Linked DNA regions of Homo sapiens: region 2 is linked to region 1. Evidence: read pairs that join two places in POLR2A ChIA-PET (ENCODE). Cell type or tissue: B cell. All regions are shown on one strand. Each heading gives the region's core, and the rest is flanking DNA. Links, peaks and the distances in the headings are about the cores only. Region 1 overlaps ATP2C2 (ATPase secretory pathway Ca2+ transporting 2). Region 2 has its middle 36 kb from the start of HSBP1.

Evidence for each region. Peaks named below come from ENCODE experiments on the same cell type or tissue, not always from the same donor. Only the 100,000 strongest peaks of a DNase experiment are listed, where the experiment ranks them.
Region 2: POLR2A ChIA-PET joins it to region 1 with 5 read pairs; 2 of 35 experiments call an interaction of 5 or more read pairs at or near these places.

The regions. Positions count from the first base shown.
Region 1 is chr16:84,391,455-84,394,257 of GRCh38, reverse strand. The region is part of intron 1 of ATP2C2 (ATPase secretory pathway Ca2+ transporting 2); the gene reads right to left. Among named protein-coding and RNA genes, the nearest start is that of ATP2C2, 24 kb to the right of the region's middle. In B cell, for the core only: no CTCF peak of the experiment used is centred there; no DNase peak of the experiment used is centred there.
Region 2 is chr16:83,842,158-83,844,960 of GRCh38, reverse strand. No RefSeq gene overlaps it. Among named protein-coding and RNA genes, the nearest start is that of HSBP1, 36 kb to the right of the region's middle. RefSeq lists an enhancer at 2,647-2,803. In B cell, for the core only: no CTCF peak of the experiment used is centred there; DNase peaks (open chromatin) are centred at 1,060 and 1,730; H3K4me3 peaks cover 1,424 bases; H3K27ac peaks cover 2,188 bases.

The sequences.
Region 1 (2,803 bases), core at 304-2,803:
TGTTTACTGTGAGATGGTTGATTTTGTTATGTGAATTTCACCTCAATAAAATAAGAATTTTGTTTTTCGTTTTTGAGGCAGAGTCTTGCTCTGTTGCTCAGGCTGGAGTGCAGTGGTGTGATCTTGGTGCACTGCAACCTCCGCCTCCCAGGCTCAAGCAATTTGATTCTCCCACCTCAGCCTCCTGAGAAGCTAGGACTACAGGTGTGTGTCATCACACCAGGCCTTTTTATTTTTTATTTTTTTATTTTTTTTGGTATTTTTAATTGAGACAAGGTTTTGCCATGTTGCCCAGGCTGGTCTTGAACCCCTGGACTCAAGTGATCCACCTGCCTCGGCCCCCTACAGTGCTAAGATTACAGGTGTGAGCCACCATGCCTAGCCTTTTTGTTTTTTTAAAGCCATTTACAAGCTACAGGCAGGAACTCCGTCCACCACTTAGAAACCGTCCTCCTGACTCTCTCCTGGGTCCCACCTGTGTCGGTCACAGCCCCCTCCACCCCCACTCCCCCCACACCCATAGCCTCCCATCCACTGGCCTCCCATCCTCTATCCTCCTCCCCTCTTTGCTGGCTCCTCCCATAAACATCTCAGCATGGGTTTCCACTTTAAACATAACCTCTTTTCTGGGCCTTGCATTGGAAATACACCTGCTCCTTCCTCATTTGCCAACATCGAGCTTTTAGAAGGAGTGTCTATACTTGCTGTCTCTATCTTTTCATTTCCTATCCACTTCTCAACCGACTTCAGCCAGATCTCCAGGTCATTTCGGTGTTTCAAGGCCACCGGGACATAGCCCTGGACCCAATACATTGTAAGTGAGGGCTTGCTCTGCCTCAGTCCAGTCTCGTGACAGTCAGGAAACAGAGTCCCTGGGTTGGTGACTGAGCTCGTGGACGCTGCCACTCCTCGCCCTGCATTTGGGAGACTCCTACCTGGGATGCTTACCTGGGCACCCCCCTCATCTCCTTAAGAATGCATAGGGGCCCGGGGGCCTAATCTGCCCCGGGTTGATTCCAATCACACAGCTCCATAATCTAAATGGCACTTAATGTATCCTTTGTTGAAAACAGGATTGTCCACTCTGTTTCCAGAAACTACAGACTCTGGTACGGCCCCCATCCCTCTACCCAACCCCAAACACACACTCACTTCTTCTCTCCAAGTGGGCCCGTGCCCGCTGCTGATCAGGACATTGCCATGACCCAGAATGGCCCACCTTGAAGCTGAGGCACTCAAAAACTGGAAACAAACTCAGGGTAAATCGTGAGGAAGGTTGATCAGCCATGATGCACCTACGCTGTCAGGCAGCCAAACACATCTCCTGAGTTGCACCAAGCCTCCATTCTAGGCCCACCCACCAGTTGACAGGAAATACTGGAGATAATAGACACGTTGAATGACACCATGGGGACATGATCACTAGACTGTGGGAACTGTAGGACACACAGCCCGGCCTCCCCAGCATGTAAACTACAACAAAAACACAAGAATGGGCCGGGCGCAGTGGCTCACGCCCGTAATCCCAGCACTTTGAGAGGCCAAGGCAGGCAGATCACCTGAAGTCAGCAGTTCGAGACCAGCCTTGTCAACATGGTGAAAGCCCATCTCTACTAAAAATATAAGAATTAGCCGGGCGTGGTGGCGGGCACCTGTAATCCCAGCTACTCAGGAGGCTAAGGTAGGAGAATCACTTGAACTCAGGAGGCAGAGGTTGCAGTGAGCTGAGATCACGCCACTGCACTCCAGCCTGGGCAACAAGAGCAGAATTCCATCTCAAAACGAAAAACACAAGGATGAAACGTGCAGACGCAGAGAACCATCAGAGACCCCAGCCAAGTGCAGGCTGGGACCTCACTTGAGTCCTGATTTGAATAAACCAGCGTGAAGCAGTGTTTAGGAGCCCAAGGGAACCTCAATATTGGCCAATATTTGATTTTCTCTAATTGTTAATATTTTATGATATGATAATGGTAATTGTGATATTTTAAAGAGTTCTTCTCTTTAGCCATAGATATGCAGAAATATTTATAGATGAAATGCTAGGAAGCCTGAGATTTGTGTCAAAACAATCTGGGGTAGACAGGAGTCAAGATTGGCTCCCCTCATTGGCACTGGGTAACAGAGTCATGTGGGCTCATTCCATTATTCTGTCTATTTCTGCATATGATTGGAATTCTCCAATACAAAATACAAAATTAAATAGTATAAAATTAAAGAGAAAAGAGGTGTTATATGATTTGACCTAAGGAGACGTCACTGATATGTCATCAAATTAAAAAAAAAACCTTTTGCAGAACAATCGTCGTAATATAATCCTAGTTTTGTTTTAAAAAAAAAAAGAGGAAGGAAGGAAAGATGAAGGGAGGGGAGGGAACGGGAGTCACATAAAAGAACTTGGAAACAGTTTCAATTCAACTTTGTGTGTGAGTTTCCCATGGCTGCTTGGTCTCCACGGCTGTAACAAACAACCAACACAAACTCGGTGGCTTAAAACAACCGAAATTTGTTCTCTCAGTTCTGGAAGCTAAAACTCTGAAACCAAGATGCTGGCAGGGCCACGTTCCCATTGAACCCTGCAGGCAAGATCTTTTCTTCCTCTCCCAGTTTCTGGCGGTGGCTGACAATCTTCCGCGTTCTTGGCATGTGTACGTATCACAGCAGTCTCTGCCTCTGCCAGCACATGGCTATATTCCCAAGCGTCTCTGTCTGCTTTTCTTATAAAGACCCCAGTCATTGGGTTAGGGCCCACACAACTCCAGTGTGACCTCATTTTAATTTGACTGCATGGATAAAGACCCTA
Region 2 (2,803 bases), core at 304-2,803, 550 kb after region 1:
TCGGGAGCTTACCCCAGCCCCCAGTTCACACGATGGAGGCCCACGGGGCTCTCGGCACCGCATCATGGTCACCGCCTGGACCTGAGAAGTGCTTCCCTCTGCTGTCAGGGGTACCATGGGGGCCCCTGGTCTCCCAAACACCCAGACCGCATCTCAGGGAGGGGTGGGCAAGCAGAGACGGAACTGAGAGAGGCTGAGCACGGCCAGCGGCCAGCTGTGTGTGACCTGATTCAGCAGCTGGGACAAAAGGCAGTTTGTTCCATGATCCCTGAGACGGGGCCTTGGGAGAGACCAGATGAATTCTACAGAATATGAGGAAGTGGGTGGTCAGGTACAGAAATCTGAATCCCACTATATATCTATGTCTTAAATATATGTATTTTTTGATCCCATTTGTGTGTGTATGCGCGTGCACTCACACACGAGAGTGAAAGGGAGAGAGAGAGAGACAGACAATTAAGGCAATCCCTTCTCTAGTATTCAATCCCAGAAACTTAGATGATTATGGTACCCTATTAAAATGGAGTATCCTAGAACCATGAAAAATCCCATTTCTCAAAAATATTACAGACCAATAGCACTTGTAATGATAGATGCAGAAGTCCTTCATAAAATTTTACCAACCAGCATAAAACAACTCATTAAAGAAAAGTCACCAAGGCCAAATAAGCTTTGTTCTTAAGGTAATTTATCGTGGAATAAGAGAAAATATTTAAAGGCTTTAATAATTGAAACAGACAATTTTAAAACATGATTCAACACTCTGTTTTCATAAAATAGTGGAAAAATAGTAAAGGGAGTTTTCCCTTAACACGATGAGGTGTTGCATTTGAAATTCAAATCCAATAGTCATTTACAGAGGTGCAGGGTTCTGTGCTGGGCACTGCACCACGGCATGACCCTGCTTCCCCCTGACCCTGGAGTGATGTACAAAATCCCACTCTGTTTGGCCCAGCACTGTCTCTTCGGTCTCTCCTCCTCCCCTTTTCCCTCCTACTCATGCATCGCGGCATGGCAGGCCTTCCTGCTGCTACTGGTGCATACCAGCCTCACCTCTGTGGCTGCGTCTTTGCATGTGCGGTTCCTCTCTTTAGAACAGCTTCCCCTTGGCCAGATAGCTCCATGACTGGCCCCTCCCTCCTCCCTCCTTCCTCCTTTCCTTTCCTTCTTTTGGTGGAGTTTTGCCCTTGTCGCCCAGGCTGAAGTGCAGTGGCGCAATCTCGGCTCACTGCAACCTCCGCCTCCCAGGTTCAAGCGATTCTCCTGCCTCAGACTTCCAACTAGCTGGGATTACAGGCAGGCACCACCACGCCCAGCTAATTTTGTATTATTAGTAGAGATGGTATTTCTCCATGTTGGTCAGGCTGGTCTCAAATTCCCGACCTCAGGTGATCCGCCCACCTCGGCCTCCCAAAGTGCTGGGATTACAGGCGTGAGCCACCGCGCCCAGCCTGGTTCCCCCATTTCTTTGAGGACTCAGCTTAAATGTCACTGTCTTGCTCAGGACTTTCTTGAGCAACCTATGCTAAAAAAAAAGCATGCAAAGTCTACCCAGCTCCCTCCCAGTGCTCCTCACCTCCCCTCCCTACCAGTCCTCGATGTCACCTGTCATAACCTACAGACCATATAGGGACTCGTTTCTTTATTGTCTGTCTCCCGCTGCCAGAACACGAGGGCCACCAGGCTGGGGACTTTGCCTTTTTCACAGCCGTTTCCCGGGGCCCAGAACAATGCCAGGCACTGCAGTTGCTCAGGGAGTGTCAGTGACATGAGTGAATGAGCAGCTGCCCCCATGGGAGAAGAGGTAATACCTGCAACTTCTCCATTTCAAACCCTTTTGCTTAGGACTTCTGCATACTTGCACTTAAAACACCTTTATTTTTGAAAAGGCAAAACATGCCCATGGTATAAAATTCAAAAAGGCCCTAAGACTTAAGAGTACACAGTAAATATAAACACTAAGCGCCGCCTCATGCAGGCACTTAAAGCCTCTTCCCCTTGCCAGAGTCTGATAGATAGAAAAGGGAAGCTCTTGCATAATTTTCATTTTTTCCACAAGTGAGATTGAGCTTCTCATCTATTTAAGACTAGTGAGTGTTTGTTTTTGTTTTACTGGGGACTGTCTGTTGATAGCCTTGCTTATTTTTCTGCGCAGTTGTCAGTCTGTCTTATTGATTCTGCAGGGTAGGAAAAAGAATTTTCTCTCTGTCCTTCATAATTCTTAGCCGGGACTCCCTATAACAAAAGACAGATGCACAAGAGAAAACAAACAGAAATTTAAAAACATTTATCCCTCCTGTATACGTGGGAGATGACCCAAAGAAACGAGTCGATCTTAAAAAAAAAAGAGTATAAACTTCAGGCTTAAATATCATTGTTTGCTGAAACAAAGTAAGGAGGGTGGGGAAAGGCCCCTTTAAGGTGAGAAGGCCAGGACAAGCCCTGGAAAGCAGAAGCGAGCTTGCGCAGATTTAAGTTGAAGGCTTCTCCGCTGATTCAGAGTCTTAGAGGGAGACATCCTTTCAAATGGAGATTTCCTTTACAAATACCAATTTCTCTTACAAAGGATAATTTTTCAGATCTTTTATGTCTGCAGTTTCTCAAAATAACCAGGTCAAAATAATCCTTATGACAAAGAGGCATATTTGGGTGGCCTATGGCGGTCTCCTTGATTCATATTTTGGGGTGGTGTGTCCTGAGCCTTATCAATTCATACATGGGAGCACTCTTCATATTGAGGAAATCAGGCCTTTTTCACAGTTTGTCATGTTACTGTGTTTATGGTATACGTTTCTGGGCAGAA